Regions from separate parts of the Homo sapiens genome. Here all the other regions are linked to region 4. The links are chromatin loops, found by intact Hi-C in ENCODE. Cell type or tissue: HepG2. All regions are shown on one strand.

What was found. Peaks named below come from ENCODE experiments on the same cell type or tissue, not always from the same donor. Only the 100,000 strongest peaks of a DNase experiment are listed, where the experiment ranks them.
Region 1: it touches region 4 in a loop (16-fold over the local background); 82 of 110 quality-filtered maps call a loop at or near these places.
Region 2: it touches region 4 in a loop (14-fold over the local background); 6 of 110 quality-filtered maps call a loop at or near these places.
Region 3: it touches region 4 in a loop (11-fold over the local background); 87 of 110 quality-filtered maps call a loop at or near these places.

What each region holds. Positions count from the first base shown.
Region 1 is chr6:152,945,806-152,950,805 of GRCh38, reverse strand. No RefSeq gene overlaps it. Among named protein-coding and RNA genes, the nearest start is that of FBXO5, 35 kb to the left of the region's middle. In HepG2, a CTCF peak has its summit at 2,441 (motif pointing right); a DNase peak (open chromatin) is centred at 2,435; H3K27me3 peaks cover 541 bases.
Region 2 is chr6:152,550,784-152,555,783 of GRCh38, reverse strand. The region is part of intron 3 of SYNE1 (spectrin repeat containing nuclear envelope protein 1); the gene reads left to right. Among named protein-coding and RNA genes, the nearest start is that of SYNE1, 84 kb to the left of the region's middle. In HepG2, a CTCF peak has its summit at 3,007 (motif pointing left); a DNase peak (open chromatin) is centred at 2,993.
Region 3 is chr6:153,022,380-153,027,379 of GRCh38, reverse strand. RGS17 (regulator of G protein signaling 17) reads left to right here. Exons shown (of 5, transcript NM_012419.5): 3 at 837-926; 4 at 2,884-3,118. Among named protein-coding and RNA genes, the nearest start is that of MTRF1L, 22 kb to the right of the region's middle. In HepG2, a CTCF peak has its summit at 2,777 (motif pointing right); a DNase peak (open chromatin) is centred at 2,779; H3K27me3 peaks cover 652 bases.
Region 4 is chr6:152,861,355-152,866,354 of GRCh38, reverse strand. The region is part of intron 1 of LINC02840 (long intergenic non-protein coding RNA 2840); the gene reads left to right. It overlaps LOC124901439 (a long non-coding RNA gene), which reads right to left and starts at 2,775. Exons shown (of 2, transcript XR_007059821.1): 1 at 2,624-2,775. RefSeq lists an enhancer at 2,196-2,245. In HepG2, a CTCF peak has its summit at 2,292 (motif pointing left); a DNase peak (open chromatin) is centred at 2,284.

The DNA of each region.
Region 1 (5,000 bases), 84 kb before region 4:
TTAAAAGTTTAGAGCCATTCATTTATCTGTTTGTTTACAAAAACGCTTATTGAGTGCCTTCTATGCATAATGAACTATGCTGGGTGACGTCTAATGCAGAGTCTTTCTCAACCAGGTGTCCAGGAGAGAACTGAGCTTTCATAACCTAGTGCGTCTATTATATGTAATGAGTTAACATTTTTCCTAGGCATCTAGAATGGTACAAGTTATGTACCTTCCTTGAGGAAATTAGGAAAATTATCACGTAAATAAGTTTCTGGGTTGTATGGCCAGGTAGGAAGTCCACCTGAGAAAGTCTAGGAGGCAGGGAGAAAAACCAAAAATATATACTAATTAAAATAGAAGATAAAATGAAATAAATGCAAAATAAGCAAAATATAAAATGGAACGGAAGGAAAATTACTCCTAACAAGACGATCAGAACAAATAAATTACTGAAGGGAATCTTGAATCATGAAAATCATTGCCCTTTTTTTTTTTTCTTTCCCCTCTTTAAAATGTGCAACCTATTGTATTATGTCCTGGGATTGTTTCAGGGGTGAAATGGTCAAGAAGCTTATGTGGTTTCTGGAGAAGTGGTAAGGGCAATTGAGGGGTACACTAGCAAATTACTGTGTGAATTCAGAGTGGGAAGGCAGATGCCTTCAGAAATTCCTTTGCTACTGTGAAAAAAAGTAAATGTCATAATTTATTTTCTCCTCATACTATGAAAACCAATATCTATTTCGCTCTAAGAGTTAGGAAAATTCCATAGAAAACTTTTTTAAAGCCCTAAGAATAGGATAGCAGAAGGGAAAACTCAGGGGCGACATTAGAGATTGTGACACCCCAGAGAAAGACATGCATTAGTGACCCGAGTTCTAAACACACCTAAGTAGTTATTTATTTTTAAGGACTAGTGCTAATCTTTTTAACTAAACTTTTTTGTTTTTTCTTTTTCTTTGAGACAAGGTCTTGTTCTGTTGCCTAGCCTGGAGTGTAGTGGCATGACCATAGCTCACTGCAGCCTGAAACTCCTGGGCTCAAATGATTCTCCCATAAATTAGAAGCATTTTAAATAAGTAGGCGGTGGGCCGGGCGCGGTGGCTGACGCCTGTAATCCCAGCACTTTGGGAGGCTGAGGCGCGTGGATCACGAGGTCAGAGATCACGATCATCCTGGACAACATGGTGAAACCCTGTCTCTACAAAAAAATTAGCTGGGCGTGATGGAATGTGCCTGTAGTCCCAGCTACTTGGGAGGCTGAGGCAGGAGAATCGCTTCAACCCGGGAGGCGGAGGTTGCAGTGAGCTGAGATCGCACCACTGCACTCCAGTCTGGTGACAGAGCAAGGCTCCGTCTCAAAATAAATAAATAAATAAATGAACATTTAAAAAAATAAATAAATAAGTAGATGGTGAATTGGAGAAGGGTATGGTATAATGCTAGTGGATTTCTCTACTGAAAAATTAATTTTCTAGGACAAGGCATATAAGATCATATTCTTTCTTTCTAGATAAACTAACATTTACATAAAAGTCACACAGTCTCAGAAGATGGATGCACAAGCAATGTCCAGTGTCAACACCATCTTCCTGAGAGACCGCAATAAAGAAAGGAGAATCCCTAGCCAAAGAAGGTAGTTGAGGGTAACAGTTTCTCACTACTACAGGGAATACAGGGGATAGTGACAGAGTCATTCTGAGAATCTCTTGGCAACAAGGAGCTTGTCACTTTCGAGACCAAAGGGAAGAGGGAAGAGGACAGTAACAGTTCCCGCCCTTCCTCAGATGCCCGTATACAGGAACAGCACTAGTAACTTCATATAAAATGCTGTGCAGTCGTTGAGTTGGACCAGTCAACTTGCATTTAATGCCCATTGACTTTAATTGCTTGACTGCAAACTCTGATGAACAAAGAAATAATATATTATTCCACATAGGCTTTACCTGGAACTAAGGGGTGGGTAAGGAGTGCGGAAGTGGTTCCTAAGGCCTTAGGAGGGCATCGTCTCAGAAACCCGTGAATCTTGACAATTCTAGCAGTACAAAGAGAACGTCACATTTCCCGTTAGCAATTCATTCCTGAGAAGGTGGTGTACAGTAGATTCGTGATAATGCTTTTTGGCACGCTGATAAATATGTTTTTACTTAAAATTATTTCTACTAAGATTGCTAACACTGATATTATCCCTTGAGATTTTATCTTCAGTTTCCTTTGCACAGTTGTCACTCTGAAGGCTCTGCTGTGTGGAGTCAGCGTGCGAGGCATCTACAGCCTGCTGATTCCTTAGACTCTTGCTGGTATTCTTGTCTTGTTCCTGGAAGATTTTCCTGCCATGTTCATGAGCTTGAAAACTTTTCAAAAGCTCAGGATGTCAGTAAACTCGCCGTTTTCTGTTTCTATTGCACTTAATATTCCTTTTCATTTACTTCATTGGATTTCCACCAGAGGGCACAATAAGCCTAGCTAATCCACAGTTTAGAGCTATTCAGTACACGAAGTGTAACTTTCTGGACTTGTTTACGGTGGTTCTAATTTCATTACTCCAAGGTGTTGTGGTTAAGAGTGGGGTGTCTGAGGCCAAACTGAGTTTGGATCCCAGCTCTGCTATTTGCTAGCTCTGTGATCTTGGAGAATTCCTTAATTTCCTTTCTGAGTAAGTGTTCTTCTTGTAAAATGAGCATACCAATCTTCCTTTTGGGCTGCTGCGAGGATTACATGAGTTTAGACACATATCCAAAGTACTTGGAATATGTCTGGCATATAATAAAGCACTAAGGATAAATGATCTCAAATTTTAAGAAAATGACAGTTTTACTTACCTGGGAGTTACTTGGAAAGCATCAAAGAGTTGAAAGCTACTAAATAGAGAGAGTGTTAGGCGTGTGGCAAGGGCTACTTAATGTACATCATTTCTATCCAAGAGATATATGAGGAAGAAGTCTATGTTCATTTGCTCACTGATTCATCCCAAGTGCTAGAACAGTGCCTAACACATGGTAGGTGCTCAATAAATATGTTTTAAATGAATGGAAGATAACTTTATTAACTCATGTATACAGGTAAGAAAAATGGAGACTCAGGAAGTTGATAAAAGTTGCCCAGGGTCATACAAGTAAGTGAAATATGTTGTACTTTCACCCAAATCTATCTAATTGCAGACCAACTTTCTTTTGACAGGGTTGAAGAAAATGAACTTTTGGTTGACTCTCATAAGTGAACTGCCTGGCTGAGTTTTTCTGTTAGGAGTGAGACTGTAAGGTATTCTTTTTAGTAAGGCTTTAAGAAGATTGTTTCACCAAGATTTCAATGGTAGTTTGAAAAAAAAATAACTTAACATTAGTTACTTTCAATCAAGTCTAACAAATATTCGTAAATCATATTTTCCCTTAGGCATTTTGAAGTCTATTTTCCATAACCGAATGGAATAAGCAAAATATAAAGGAAAAAAAATCTTCATAAAGCTGCTTACATTTAAATTCACATTTTCTGAGAGCTCAATGGCTGATTCACAGTTCATGCTCAGCATGTTTGTTGAATGCCTGTGTATGAGAGGGAAAGAAAACAAATAACTATAGCCAAAATCTTCTAGTCCTTCAGTATATGATGAGCAGGCTGCTGACCAGCAGCTTCGGTGTCACCTGGAAACTTACCAGAAATGGAATCCCATCCCATGGCTATTGCATCAGAATTGGCATTTTAATAATGTCCCCAGGTAATTTATATGCATATTAAGGTTGGGGAAACTCTGCTCTAGCCGATATGGTTAACTGTGGAAAACAAATGATTGATTCCTATCAACTAATAAATCACATCACATTGAGAATGTTTCAAAAGCAAGAAATTAGAAGGAAATTTATGCTGGGCACCATAAAACTCCAAAATATTTTTTGGGGAGGGGTTGAGTGAAACTCTGAGAGAATGTGTTAAAAAATGAAACTGCAAATGGATGTGTTTATTCTTTTTAGAGACTTATACCCATCATGCCCATTTAGAAGAAGTTTTTTCAATTTTACAAATTGATTTCTTGCGTGGATTTACTTGTATGAAAGGTTTGATTTCCCTTTATTTATGGGCTTACATAGCCTGAAGTCATTTTATTGTCATATTATCCTTACACTGTGCGTGAATCATCAAAATGTTTTTCTTGAATCCAAGGCGGAGGTGGGGAGCCAGGCTAAAATGTATGAGACTGTCATTCTCTGTGACAGATGTCTCATGTCAAGTTATAAAATATTTCTGTCTATGAAAAGACAAAGAAATCTGCAGTGATATATACAAGGTTTAGTTACATGGAAATATATTGAAAAACATTTCTGCTTAATATACTATACTATATATAATACATGTATACATATATTATACATGCATGCATATATGCATATTTTGTATATGTAGACATCTATAGCTATCATTTTAGTGGTTTATATGTAATATCATTAAATACAAATCATTTTTATAAAATGTGTTATGCCTTTTCATGTCTTTTCACAAGTTTATAGTCACCAAAATATAATTTTTTATAATAAAAATAGATATTTGTCTTTGTAAATAGTTAAAATTTGTTTTTCAAATTTTATTTTTTTTTGTAGAGACAAAGTCTCCCTATGTTGCCGAGGCTGGTGTTGAATTCCTGGACTCAAGTGATTCTCCTGCCTTACCCTCCCAAAGTGCTAGGATTACAGGCATAAGCCACAGCTCCTGGCCTACTTTTAAAAATTATACCAGAGTATTAGTACCTGCATATCTTGGTAGAGTTTTTTTTGGTGTTCACTCATATCTGTATAGTCCAGTACAACTAAAAATTATTAATAAACTAGCAATAACAATAGTAATAAAGTGATTTCCTCCAATGATTTACAAATTTTCCTTCATCTACACATGATTTTTCATCTGAAAAACTGAACTTTTTCTTTTTAAAATATGACCTGGTTACTGCATTTTAGCCATCACTTGTGCCTCTGTGACTTGAAACTGACTCATCTGTAATATATAGAATATTTTGGTTAGATCATCTC
Region 2 (5,000 bases), 310 kb after region 4:
TAACTCATTGAAATTTAGTTATGATGTTTGTTTATATGTAAAAATACCAACATGTTATATTGTTATTTATCAAATTACATGAATTCATTCATGTCTTTACATCATTGCAAGTAACTTTTCTTGGGTTCCAATTGTTCTGGGTTTCAGTGAAATAATATACTTGCTTAAACATATACTAATTTAAAATGCAATCAGGTATTGCTTAACAATGAAGATACATTCTGAGAAATGTATTATTAGGCAGTTTTGTCATTGTGCGTACATCATAGAGGGTACTTACACAAGCCTAGATGGCATAGCCTACTACACACCTTGGCTATGTGTTAATAGCCTTTTACTCCTAGGCTATCAACCTGAATAGCATTTTACTGTACTGAACACTGTAGGCAATTGTACTACAATGTTAAATATTTGTGTGTCTAAACATATCTAAACATAAAAAGTACAGTAAAAATACAGTATTATAATTTCATGGGACCACAGTTGTATATGTGGTCCATCATTGGCTGAAATGTTATGTGATATATGCTTATACTGGGGGAACGGATTGAGAATGTAAACAGAATATCTTTTCCAATTTCCCCAAAGACACAACATATCTATGACAAAGATATAATAATTGTAACAAAAAATATGAGTTTATTTTAAAATCAAGAGTCTCTATTTTACTTCTTTGCTCTTCCTAAGATTTCTCATCATGTTGCTTTTTCAAAATCTCACTTCCCATTTATGAGTATTTGAAATATAAGTCTTCCTCTTTTAAGATGTCTTAAACCTCATTACCTTCTGGTGATTTGAGAAGTAACTGGTTAAAGACAAAAGAAAGTGATGGGTCTGTGTAAAAATTAGAACTTAAGTCCTACCTACAAACATTTAAATTAAAATGTTTTCTTGGAAGGTTGCAGGATGAAGGAAAATACATTTGGGGCCCAGATTCTGCCTACATGCCACTACTTGGCAATCCATGTTTTTTATTTGTGTAGGCTCTTGGGTGATGATGTTTAAGAACTGGAAAAATGGTATCATATTCAGGAGAAATAGTTATGCAAAGGGTGGATGATGATATGGAGGTCAGAGGGGAGAACTAGATAGTGGCTGCCAAAGTTGTCTGGTTAGAGAAGTAAAATGGTACCTTAGATAGGCAGGCTCAGAGGGTAGAAATATACAACCAAGTTTGGTTGGTTAAACTGAGGAAGCATATGAATTAGTAAGAAACTGATAAAAAAAACTAAGATGTCTAAGATGGTTTGGAGAACTCCATGATTGGCTGCCTCAAGAAAGCTATGGCCCCTTCCCTGTCCTTGCACTATCGATCTTTTGATCCAGAAGTCCTCAGACTTTTGATCCAGTCCTCAGAAAAGTGCAAAAGTGGGCCTTGAACACTTTGTTCATTTTGAAATAAATGGAGGAGGCAGCATCTCTTGGTGGTCAAGTGTTTGGCTGTAGTCCCAAATAGAAATAGGAGCAAATCTTGACCCCCTTTGAATGCAGTGTATCGAACATAGCATACAACTAATGAGAACTACTGATCTCATTATTATTGGGACCGTGCTGCTATTCTCATTGTTACTGGGACTGTTTAAATTTTTAGAGCTTAGTAGTTAACATTGTAGCTGGTGCAGCAGATGACTGGGGCACAGTGCAGACCATGCCCCTCAGCTCTGAGGCCCTCATTCCCAGCTCTCCAAATGTTGCCTGCTGAAGACTCACAGCTGAGCCTCTCCCCAGGACTGGTCCTCAGCCCCGGGGATCTGCCTTTCTCAAGTTATACCTCCTCCCAGGGCCACCCCATATCCAGCAACTGGCCAATACCTGGATGCAAAGTCCCAGCCCCTTGCCTTCATTTTGGACATCTCTGAAAGACTCTCCTAGCTTCAGCTGCATAATTGCATGAGTCCAGCATCTCCCTGTGTCCTAATTCTGCTTCTCCACACTTAAAGTTTTTAGTTCTTGAGAGCACATGCTAAAAAACCTCCTGCTGACAAAATTCCTTCTAGAATTTGTTTCCCTGTTATCCTGACCTGTGACACATGATATAATAATAATACCAAGGCAGATGCAAATATAGACATGTGAAAGGAAAATTATTCTGTGGATTCATAGGTGAGCCAGTTCCCATAAACATTTCCTGCTCTGTTGAGGAGGCTCAAGTAGTAGTAAGATGGGCTGAGAATGAGGATAGACAAGGTTGAAGAACTGGAGATAGGCGGTCAAGATGTCCGTGGATAGGAGAACTCTTTATAGTTTGTAGCTCGGGAAGATAACTGAGCATCATGGCCTAGCTTGGAGGTGCTCTATTGACCAGCTGGATTCTGGCCATATCGTTTTTAATATAGTACGGGGGAAAGGGAGTAAGGAGGGTTTCATTTGACTTTGGCACTTGCTTGCTGAGATACCCATTTCTGACACGGTTTCCTCATCTGTGAGTTGGGAATTGCGTCTACATTGCCTATCTCCAGATAGGTTGTGATATGTAAAGTTATTCTGGAAACCCCAATGGGCAATTTGGACGTGAGAGTAGAATGAAGTGATTGAAGGTATGGGCTTTTGAGTCAGACAGATATCCATGCTCCACGTTTAGTGTCTTGTGTCACCTCAAGGGAGTTGATGAACCTCGTTTGCTCCAGTCTCTTTACATGTAAAATTGGTGAGGGTGGAGGATATTTTCTCATACGGTTATTGCAAAGTTTTAATTAGATAATATGTGTAGTAAATATATGCAACATATGCCTGCCACATACATTCTAAATAGAAGATAGATTTCTATTATTATTAAAAGTAACCTTTAAAATTATTCATTACTATACGAATAAACTTGAGCATGTGAGGTTGGATTGACACTCAGGAAATTTATTTGTGACATCCACCAGCTGCTGTCTCATGTGGAAACCCCTGCAGCTGCCGCGGTGGCCACAGGTTCTGGAGTCCAGTAGATCTTCTATTATGAGGAGGGTCACTAACGCCACGCTAGATCTGAAGCAGCGGAAAGCAACAGCACCACCTGGTGCTCTGTGCAGGATTAACCACTGAGTGCAGGTCTTCCAAGTGGCTAATTGAATTACATGGTGGGGGTTGAATTTGAGATTGCAATTTCTAACACTGGCTCTTTAAACTCTGTGATTTGACCTTATTTCTCAGGTTCACTCTTTTAGGTGCTTGCTGTTTTTCATTTCATCTCCATCTGAGATTTATGAGTTTTGTTGTTAAAATTGTAGCTCTCTTTACGTCTTGTCAAGGGGACAGGTAGTATAAAATATAGGTGAAATTGTGTCAAATTATTGTATCCGTGCTGGATACTGACAAAATAATATATAAATATATAATATAAATATGTAAATATATAAATATAAGTATTTATATGAGAGAGGGAGAGAGAGAAGGAACATTTAGATCACAGGGTGAGACTAAGAAATAATATTAGCAGTAATTTGAAATGCAAAATCCCAAAATGTGAAAATGTAAAATTGTAAAATCCTGAACCTACTTAAGATAAAGAGCAGTAATTTGATGAAAAGCAACGACCAAACTTTGAAAGCACTCTCTGAGAACAGTCATGTTTGTTTGAGAGAACTGTGGGTTTTTTAAAAGTCTGGATTAAATATTGGACATAAAATATACGAACACTGTGACCAGCTTTTCTCCCCCCTTTTCCCCATTCCACACCAAACAATGTATTTTGAATTGTTGAAACTCTTGGTATTGGAATACAGTTTCAGGTTAAAATAAAGTGGTTCTATGAAGGTAGTATTTCAGGACATTTTTCAAGACTCCCTTTCTTTCTGGTGCCCTGGTATTGCTAAGAGCTCATAACAGGAAAATATTTCATAGTTTTGGTGGCTTTCTTGCAAAAGCAGGAGACGCCACATTTTACAGGAGGGAGCTGGCTACATGTGGCAAGTTTGTCCAGCCTCAGCTTGAAGTCCTTCTCAAGGCTTCTGTGTGTGCTCTCTGATTGGAAATAACCTTTCATCCAAGAGATCAGTTGTCTTCATGTTTTCATTAACATGCACCTTTATATGTAATTCAGTAGGAAAACTCTTAGATGTGAAGGCAGCATTTTCTCCTTAGCTTCCATTGTAGCAAACAGTAGGAGGGTAGGCTTTCATGTTTTCCACAAGAATAATCTTTAATCATGTAGAAGTGATATTTTTTAAATATACTAATATATTTCATGTCACTGTTCTGAACTTTTCTTTGCATTTACAAAACTTGGACTGTGATGTAATTCTTTTTGATTCCTGTTTCCCTGATGGACTCTCAGGGACCAAACCCATCCTCTCAGATTGCATCCACAGCTGGTCAGCAGAACGGCTGGTACATGTGAGGGGCACAGTGGAATTCATTAAATTAGTGAATCAAATAATCAGCAAATTGATCTGGTCAAAATTAGATTAGGGTAAGAGTCTGACTACTAAATACTGTTCATTATTCTGTAACTCTTCAGCCTTCATTCCAGTTTCTAGATTTCTGGCGTATTTCCTCACCCCCACTATTCTTTAGCTTCCTTGTTCACATCCGAGTTAATGGTCTTCTCTGTGTACGTGGCAGGTTATTTGTGAGAATCCAAATGAGAAATGTATACAAAACATGAATAAGTTCAAGTGCTGTACAGATACAAGGTAAAAGGTATTTTCATTACTTTACTATCCGATCATTGTCTCCTGCAACATTATATCCACAAATAGAGGAAGGAAAAGGTGTCAGGAAAAAATCCACAAAAGTTCTGCTTGAAACTGTTCAAATGTGGTCTTGATTTAGAACTAAAAGGTTTGAAGTGCCACAATAAGCTGTGCTGTTTTTCCTCCCACTGTATTGATTGCTTTGTGCTCTCTATTGTGATTATTACTCTCTGAGTGCACATCTCCATCCCTGCACTTCTGTGTGATTCACACAACCCTTTATCCGAAAGTCTAAGGACCCCAGCTTTGTTTTCAAACTCAGAATCTTTTGGATTTTAGAAACGTGATACGGTGCACATACTATTTATTATGGTTCACTCT
Region 3 (5,000 bases), 160 kb before region 4:
CCTGTTGTTTCTAGTCCACACCGAGAGTTTTCGGTGTTTTGCCCTAAAGCACTGCTCAGCTTTAGGGAGCAATTGTCATTGGACAATTCTTATTCTTATTCTTGTTCTGGGCTACTAAAACCTTCGGCATTATCCTCTGTCCTCTATGATGCTGTAGAATTCCCAAACCTATGCTACACAGACACACACCCCTCCCACCCAATGCTCACCTGTTCCAAATGCTCAGTTACTGGTCTGTCCCTTTCAAGACCTTGGACATTGATTTACTGGGGTGAAAGGGCAAAAACAAAGTCAAATATAAATCCGGTAGCTTGATTTTAGCAATTGAAGGAATGATATTATCGGTAACAATGTAAATTTAGCAAAATCTGTATTAGATTCTGACACATTGTATCTTATTAGCTCTCAATCGGGGAAAATTAATGGAAAACAGACTATGAATAGAATTAACCAAAAATCAAAATGACATTTTGTTTAAAGAGTAAGGTAATCATATGTGTGTGTGTGTATATACATATATATATAATATTAAGGCATTTAATCATATATCTCAGAAATATTCAGTAATTCAGATTATGTAAGGATGAAGTCAGAATATTTAACAATATCCACTTTTGGGAGTCTGATTTACTATATAATTTTATTTAAAAATTATTCTCTTCCCTTTGACATGGGCTTGCCCATCATTTAAAAATGGTATTGCTCTTTTATACTTTAAATATTCTCACATAGTTGAATATAAGATCTCCTGTGAAATGTTTCCCCAGAAAAATTTATTCTTTTCTTCAACTGATTGAATTTCCCTTGACAAAATTAAATGTTCTGTTACATTACAGCCTCACTGTGAGGAATGAAGAAAGAGGGGAAAATGCGGGAAGACCCACACACACTACAAAAATGGAGAGTATCCAGGTCCTAGAGGAATGGTGAGTGTGAGAACCACATAGCTATTGTTTCTTGCATTTATATGCCATTTACATCAACTGCGTGCCTCAGTATTACCCCTTGCTTCATGGTACTCTTCAAAATGATTTTGGGAAGTGAATGCAAATTCAATCTGGAAGATCTTATTTTGTCATTGCTGTTGCTTTTCAGCAATTTTTCTATTAGCTATGTTAAGTTATTGGCTAAAACATGATCTAAATTTACTTTTCTCTTTAAAAAAAATAAAGATTGTCTTATGAATTAGCACCCAAAATTGCCCTAATTCATTACTTCTCATTTCTGAGAATTCAAGTTTTTCTCTTTATAAGAGAAGTGTCTAAACACACACACAAATGATATGGAATGTCCAAGTGAGTGAGGAAGGGCACCCAGCGACTCCTGGTTCCTTTTCTACCAGAGCAGACTCTCCCCACGTGCTGCCTCCCAAACGAGAGGTACCTATGGACTAAAATCAAAATACAAATAGTCCAGTCATATAATTGTAAGTGCTTTCTTTTTCTGCTTTTTATGAGAAGGTTTTAATGATGCTTCATGGTCATTTTTAAGCTTTTTAAAATTAAAAATTGTTTTAAGTGAATGAGGAAGTGCAGAGATTATGGAATAGTAACAATCTATTTGAAATACCTGGTTAAAAAGGTAAATACATATATATTTACCTTTATATATGTATTTACCTTTTTATGTGTATATGTATTTACCATATATATGTTTATATATATGTTTATATATATATGTTTTTATATATATGTTTATATATATGTTTATATATATATGTTTTTATATATATATGTTTATATATATATATAAACATACTTCTTTGGCCAAATGTCTTTTAGATTGGAAAATTATTAAGTAAATCATTGAATAGGAAAGGAAGATCAGAATCATTTTAACCATAAGACTCTCCAAGTTTCTGTCTTCTACTTCTTTAATGTATAAGCAAGTGGATTAATTACTAGTGGTTTTTGCAGTCACCTAGTCACTAAAAGATCTGTATATAGTTTTAAATTCCCCAATGTCAGTGTCATTATAGAAGCACTCTGCTTCCAATTATGATAACTCCATTCATGACTAACAATTCGTACATTAACTTTTCGTAGGAAAAAAACCTTTTTTTTTTTTAGAGGCAGGATCTCATTTTGTTGCCTAGCCAGGAGTGCAATGGGATGGTAATAGCTCACTGTAACCTGAAGCTCCTGTCTCAAGTGATTCTCCTGCCTCAACTCCCAAATAGCTGGGACTACAGGCACATGCCAGCACACCCAGCTAATTTTTTAATTTTTTTTTTGCAGAGACAGGATCTTGCTATGTTTCCCAGGCTGACCTCAAACTCCTGGACTCAAGAGATCCTCCCACCTCAGCCTCCCAAAGCACTGGGATTATAGGCATGAACCACCATGCCCAACAGAAAAATTATTAAAGTTTAGGAAAATATGTGACAAGTGCACACAGTGTATTCTTATTTTAAATCAAGTGACAGATGAAAAAAATGGCCACCAGAGATGAGAAAAAAAAACTGTATCTTATGGCTGGAAAATTGAAATCCTGATTAGAGGCAAAGAAAAAATTCATGTTGTCCTTAGTCACTTACAGACAGTTTCTATCAACTTGCAACACATTGTTAAAGTTTGAACATTTCCAAGCTTCATTAGGAATGTACGATGACTGCATGCATATTATGTTTAGGCCCCTTGCTGTTTGAATGCTTGTCTCCCTACATGTCTCTTATGCCTGTGTGAATTTTTGTCAAAACCCTGAAATAACTGACGTAGTCCTGACAGATACTTATTTGGCACATCAGGCTGGACTGAGTGGCAAAATACTGACCACTAGATGGCAGCAAATTGATAGAATTTCTATCTGCTCCTCTCCTTACCTGGTCTAGCATTCACTGGTCACAAAGTTCCCTTTGATCACGGCCCCGTTCTGTCTCTGCAGCCAAAACCCCACTGCAGAGGAAGTCTTGTCCTGGTCTCAAAATTTTGACAAGATGATGAAGGCCCCAGCAGGAAGAAACCTTTTCAGAGAGTTCCTCCGAACAGAATACAGTGAAGAGAACCTACTTTTCTGGCTTGCTTGTGAAGACTTAAAGAAGGAGCAGAACAAAAAAGTAATTGAAGAAAAGGCTAGGATGATATATGAAGATTACATTTCTATACTATCACCAAAAGAGGTAAAAATCTGGAAAACATTGAGGTGGGCTTCCTAAGACCAAGGATAACCGTCAAGGGATGGCTGTCCACATTGGGTAGGGCATGGGGTGTGGAGAGGGTAGAAGATTTCACTGGGTAGATAATTCAGCTTCTGTTGGGAGAATTTCCTTGAACACATGTTTGAAGGCTAGGTTTCCCTACTATGCTTTGACTGTTTATCTCTAGCTGACTTGTGTGGTAGTTCACTTGCTTTTCAGAACTAACACTAAGGAGCCTGCTTAAACACAATTTGCTGTGACAAACGAAAATGGAAAGAGAGAATGTATTTTAGGGTGGTATTTCGCAAAGCATGACCCCTAGATCATGTGAATGAGAATCACCTGGAGCATTTGTTTAAAAAACAAATTCTTAAGGCCTAACCAGGACTTCTGAATCTGAATTTTTGGAAATAGGACCCAGAAATCTGCACTTTTAACAAGTTTTCCACATACATACTAGTTGGAAAACCTCTGGTATAGGTACTCAAAAAAAAGAAATCTGACATGTTTGTTGATGTTTATGATTGACTCTTTACAGAAATGAAAAATGATCCTTGACCACTAATATTCTTAGGTGGGAAATGGAAATTATATTACTTATTCTAGGTTTTCTGTTATTGAAAGTGCAAGTGTCTTTCCCATTGCCAAAATGTACCTAATCAATAAGCAATACTTCTAGCAACCAAATAGCACTTTTCCATTGACTGTTTAAAACTTAATTTGTTCTTGAGAAATGTTCCAGCTAACAGAGTTAAAAGCATTTGGTGAAAGAGTGGTTAATAATGTGGCCAGGCCCTTGGAGCCCTGTGTGATGGAGCTCCAGAGGGCTTCAAAGCACTTAGAGAACATAGAGGTTCCTAGAATGTCTTCTCTTTTCCATCCCAGCCTCTTTTTGTCTTTTTTGTTTCTCCTAAACAACTGTGATTTTTACCTTTGCATTTAAATGGCATGCCCCTCTCTTGTGCACCTGAACATTTATGGGCTACAGTCATCTGTTCCTCCTCCAATACCTGGCATGGTCCCAGGCTGCCTTACACTCCTTGCTTTGAGATCTATAAAAGGAATTAGTGTCTATTTTATTAACCTCTAAGTTTGGAATGCTACATAAACGATTTCACTTCTAATAAGATATACAGTACCTAAGTTATATAGTTTTTTTTAATTAGTTAGGTTAAAATGCCATTGGTATTCCAGAGTGCTCCAGGACTATTGTCTCTACAAAATGAGAAACCTTCTAGAATTAGACGCACAAAGGATTGATTTATTTTTTTATTTCCTACATGAACATGAAAAATGTATTCATAAAAGCAAGGTGGGGAGAATTTAATAAATGTAATACAGTGTGACATCAGTAATAAATATGTAGCCTCAACACATTTGTTACTGATGTCACACTGTATTTCTAACACCGGTATAATTCTGCATCTTAAAACTGCATTCTTCAGGCTTTTAGCCTGCCTCGAATTTTAGTATCTAAACAACTCTACTTGTATTTTATCAGTATAATAATTTTATGCTAATTTTTATTATTTTAAAGTTATTGCACATAGCAAATAAACCAGATGATCCAAATGTGCCCAAATATGTGCTTCTTTTGCCTGTAATTATACAAAATGAGAGTCCTTGGGAAGATTATCAAGCCCATTTCTGCCCCCAAAGTATGTAAGATGTGACATCTTAAAGTGATAGTTGTCTAGATTACTTAGTCCATTCCTTTGTGCTATATTTGTAGCATCTTAAAATGATGACTGTTCCATTCTTTTTCAGTGTTAGGAGAAAAAATATTCTCCATACTATGTCCCTTATTTTTACAGTTTCTGTTCTTTAATGTTTAGTTTTTTATGTAAAACATTTTCTTATTATC
Region 4 (5,000 bases):
CATATGGGTGTATGCTAGGAATCACTGCAAGTTTAGAGGACTGCTGAAAGAAACACGAGATTAGGACTCTAATGATCTTAAGTTCTTTGACCAAAGCTCATGCATTAAGTCATGGAAGACTTTTTACAAAATTTCCTGTGCTGCTAACTCCAATTCAAGATTTTCTTGAAACTAATAAATGTTTACCATATATTTAATAATTAAAGACAAAAGAAATGACAATGTGGTTTATATTCTGTCACTGATACCACACTACATGTGAATAATATAAATTTGAAGCTCCAATAGAAAGAAAAAGCATATTTGTGATTAGGTAGACATGCATGAGAACTTCTGTTGAAATTAAACCTTTTTATACTTCTAAACAATACTAAAGATTTTACAAATATTTATAAATCAGTATTCAGAAGATTTTAATTGTAATTGACAGTTTTATATAAATTGGCTGCACAAACTACATGAAAAACATGAAGAATGCTTTGTTGATATTGATTGATTAGGAGTTGATTTTTAATTTACACAATAGTCTGAATTCAATGTTAATAACCGGTTGACTTAACAGTTAGTGAGTTTACTTAACTTGGGGAGCTATAGTTTTAAAGGTATATGATTTTGCTTCAAAGTCTAAACAATTCTTTTTAAAAAACAAACCAGTTTTGTCAATGTGCATATGAATATTAAACAAAAATAATGTTTTGGTACTCAAATTATTGGAAAAGTTTTAAAATGTATTTGGAACAACTTGAGCATGTGAATCTACTTTTCAATTGTAAATTGTAAGTAATCTCAGCACAGATCAAGTATTTCTGATGAAAATATTGTGTCTGAATTGAGTTGTCCTTTAAGTGTAAAATATACACTGTATTTCAGGGTGGGTGCAGTGGCTCATGCCTGTAATCCTAGCACTTTGGGAGGCCATGGAGGGTGGATCACTTGAGCTCAGGAGTTTGAGTCCAGCCTGGCCAACATGGTGAAACCCCATCTCTACCGAAAATACAAAAATTAGCTGGGCGTGGTGGTGGGCATCTGTAATCCCAGTTACTTGGGATGCTGAGGCAGGAGAATTGTTTGAATCCAGAAGACGGAGGTTGCAGTGAGTCGAGATCATGCCTCTGCACTCCAGCCTGGGTGACAGAGGGAGACTCCATCTCAAAAACAAACAAACAAACAAACAAACAAAAAAACCTATCTATCTATCTATCCATCTGTCTATCTATCTATCCATCCATCCATCAACTTTCTATCTATCTAGATATACATACTGAATTTCAAAGACAAAAAATGTGAAGTATATCATAATAAATATTTTATATCAGTCAAATGTTGAAATGATAATATTTTGGGTATACTTGATTAAATAAATATACTATTAAAATTATTTTTACTTGTTACCTTTTACCTTTTTAATGTAGCTACTAGAAAACTTTCAGTTATGTTTCTGTTGGACAACACCACTGTAGACAACTCATATTTTGACATTGTATTAACTTCTTTAATATTATTTAACTTTTCAAGGTGCCTGACTCACGTTCCCTATCAGACTAAATTCTACTTGAGATCAGGAATCATGTTCTTCTTTTCTCACTTAGCCAGCTATTATTGAGAGCTTACACAGAAGACAGAAAGGTACATTTAAGGCCCATTTCTTGCACTCAAAGAACTCATAGTTTAATAGGAAAAGATATGTAAATAAATAATCAAAATATGGAGACATAAGAACTTAAAGATCATAAAGACATAAAGAGCATAAAGACATAAGAGCTTAAAGCTTCAAAGCACCATGGCTCTTGAAAAGAAGGAAGACTAAAGCATCCACCATAGCATTCTAGCAAGCAGACTGCTATGTCGTTACTTAAATGGCTTTGAGACTAATGTAACAAATGGAATTTAAATCCTTGATTGTACAATGGAGTCAGAGTAGTAGAAAAATGCTAGTGGGAAAGAAATAGTCATAAAAAATTGAAGGTGAAGTAAGAAGTATGAAAGAAAATGAATTAAATTATGTTCAGTGTGTTTGGATGGAAGTCTTGGTTTCATGCGAAATTCATGCTGAGAATAAAGGAATGTGTTTCCATGCGATAACACAAACTCTTAGCTTTGTTGCACAGTTTAGAAGTAACCAAAAGCAGGAATGAGAAAATATTCATCTTATCATATCTGCCAGTTTTAAAGATACTGTTTACCATGCAGTGGTGTTTGAAGCAAGACCATCTGTGTAAACAGAAATGTAGAGAAAGCAAGCAGTTCTCTGAAGTGCTAAGACTAAGGACTCTTATTGCTTCTGCTTTGGCGCCCTCAAGTGGCCAATTGAAATGAGTAATTCAAGGTATTGTATAATATTGTATTGCGCTTATTTGCAGTTATGCACCATCCTTGCATTAATTGGCTTTTCCCAACTATGTCACTAATAGATGGCCCCATTGAAGATGAAGCCTTTGGTAAGTTGTTTCAGAGAATTTTCCTTTCCAAATAAAGGAAGAAACCACCATTTTGTAAGTGGATGCTTATTTTAGGCAATACAAGGCCTAGACATAGTGATGAAGTACTGGCCCCGGGGTGTTTTGAGAGAAAGACAGAAATAAATCATCCGTCTTTCGAAAATTCTCTACAAATATTTCTATACCATAAGAGACGACTTGGAATCTTCCGATGTCCAGAGTGTCCCTTAGATGGTAAGGCTTACTGATGAGAGAAGGGGCCGCCTTCTATATCTTTATTTAGTTCTTTAAATGTCCTCTGGGCTGTAGAGATGAGCATCATGAGTCGCTGATGAAGGCTGTCCAGTAGCCAAGCTAAATGTGCTCCATCTAGTCACTGCGCCAAGAATGGGCCTATTATGACACATACTAGTATATTATGTGACCCAATAAAAAGTCTCCATTATTAAAGGTCATAGTAAATGGATATACTTCAGTACAAGAAATGAAAGCAACAGTCATTCTTTTAGGAACAATCAGCTGATTTCAGGAAAGTTTTTATGCCATATTTTTAATTTTTGACAAAGCATAAATGATGACACTTTGGTGTGATGAGTAAAACTTTGCATTTATTGTCATACCTGTCTTATGAAAGTCATGAACTATTAATGAACTTAATAGTTGATTATTTCATTAACTTTGACACAATCCTGTAAGGTAGGGCAATTGTAATTCCTTCTGTAGGTTTTCATATTCTTAGTTTATTAGGAGAGGAACCGTCAGGACTTAGAAATAAAAATAAAGACTTGGTAGTTGGTATTTGGCAGGAGAAACAATTCTGAGTAATCAACTGGGAATTAACAGATGCAGAATCTAAGCACATTAAAAATAAAAATTCTAAAAGATTCACTGTAGAGCCAGATGATATTTTATCTATTGTCTGATATGTTTTCAATATTCTAAAACATAACATCGTGATATAAAAGGACTTCTCATTAAAGATGACAAAGGAGAAAGAATAACAATGACATGCCAGGATTCTGCTATCTGATAGTTCTGAAGAGCACTTTCCATAATATTAATGTACTTTTGTTGTTGTGAGAAGAATCTAATATTGATTTTTGAAATGAGACATTTCTTTATTGTGGAATTTAGAGTGTAGTTTAAAGAATTTTTTCCATGGAAAGAAACCCTTCATTGCACTTGATTTGAGGGTTTCTTTAATTATTATTATTGTGGATGAAAAACCTTTCAAATAGGCAGACCTCATGTAAGCATATTGGATTTGAATGAAATTGTAGCACCAAGTATCAGAAATTTATTATTAAGAATAATAATTTTGATAATAATTATTAATAAAAATTCTTAATAATATTATTTATCGAACTTATATTTATTAAATGTCTATAATGTATAACTGCCAACTCCCATATAATGTCTTGAAATAAAAACCAACTAGGAATAAGCTGTCCTGGAGGCTTATATTTACACACTTCTTCAAACAATAATCTTGGTGTCTGTGAGCACCTGGTGTCTTACTGTAGTGTAAGGTAGGTAGGAAAGGTCTGTTTTCTTTAATGTTTAGGGTTTGTGATGCATAAATAAAATAATGCATGTAAAAGGCATTTTTGAAATGCTAGAATTCTAATTTCTAGTTGTAGTTCTTTTTTTTTTTTATTGTATATTACTAGACTAGCCAAACCAGCAAATTCAGACAATGGTATCTGTTTGATTATAATATGCTTCCATATAACAACAAACAACTAATCATTTGTTGGTCTATATCAGAGGGAAAAAAGATGATCAAGTTGATAATCTCTGGTTAGCTCACACTGTTATTTAAGGAAAGACCTTTCGTCTTATCATATTTTATCCTCACTGGAGCAAATGTTTGTGTCTTTTTTATTTGTACAGATTTATGGGGTACTTGTGAAATGCTCTTGCATGTATATAAGACAGAGTGATCAAGTCAAAGTACAGTAAATTTTTGTTAACTATAGTCACCCTACTCTGCAATCAAACACTGTATTTAATCCTTCTATTTAACTGTATGTTTGCACTTTTAAGCCACTTCTCTTCATCCTCCTCCCCATTTTTACCAGTCTCTGTTATCTTTCCACTCTCTACCTCCATGTAATCAAATTTATTAGCTCCCACATATAAGTGAGAACATGTGATATTTGTCTTTTTGTGCATAGATTATTTCACTTAAGATAATGGCCTCCAGTTCCATCCATGTTGCTGCAAATAGCATGATTTCATTCTTTTTTATGGTCATATAATATTCTATTGTGTATATATACCACATTTTCTTTATCCATTCATCCACTGATGGATGCTTAGGTTGATTTCATATCTCTGCTATTGTGAATAATACTGCAATAAACATGCAAGTGCAGGTATCCCTTTCATGAGTTTATTTCTTTTTGCTTGGGTAGAAACCAAGTAGTGGCATTGCTGGGTCAAATGGTAATTCTATTTTTAGATTTTGAGAAATCTCCATGCTGCTTTCCACAGGGGATGTACTGGTTTACATTCCTACCAACAGTGTATAAGGGTTTCCTTTTCTCCACATCCTCACCA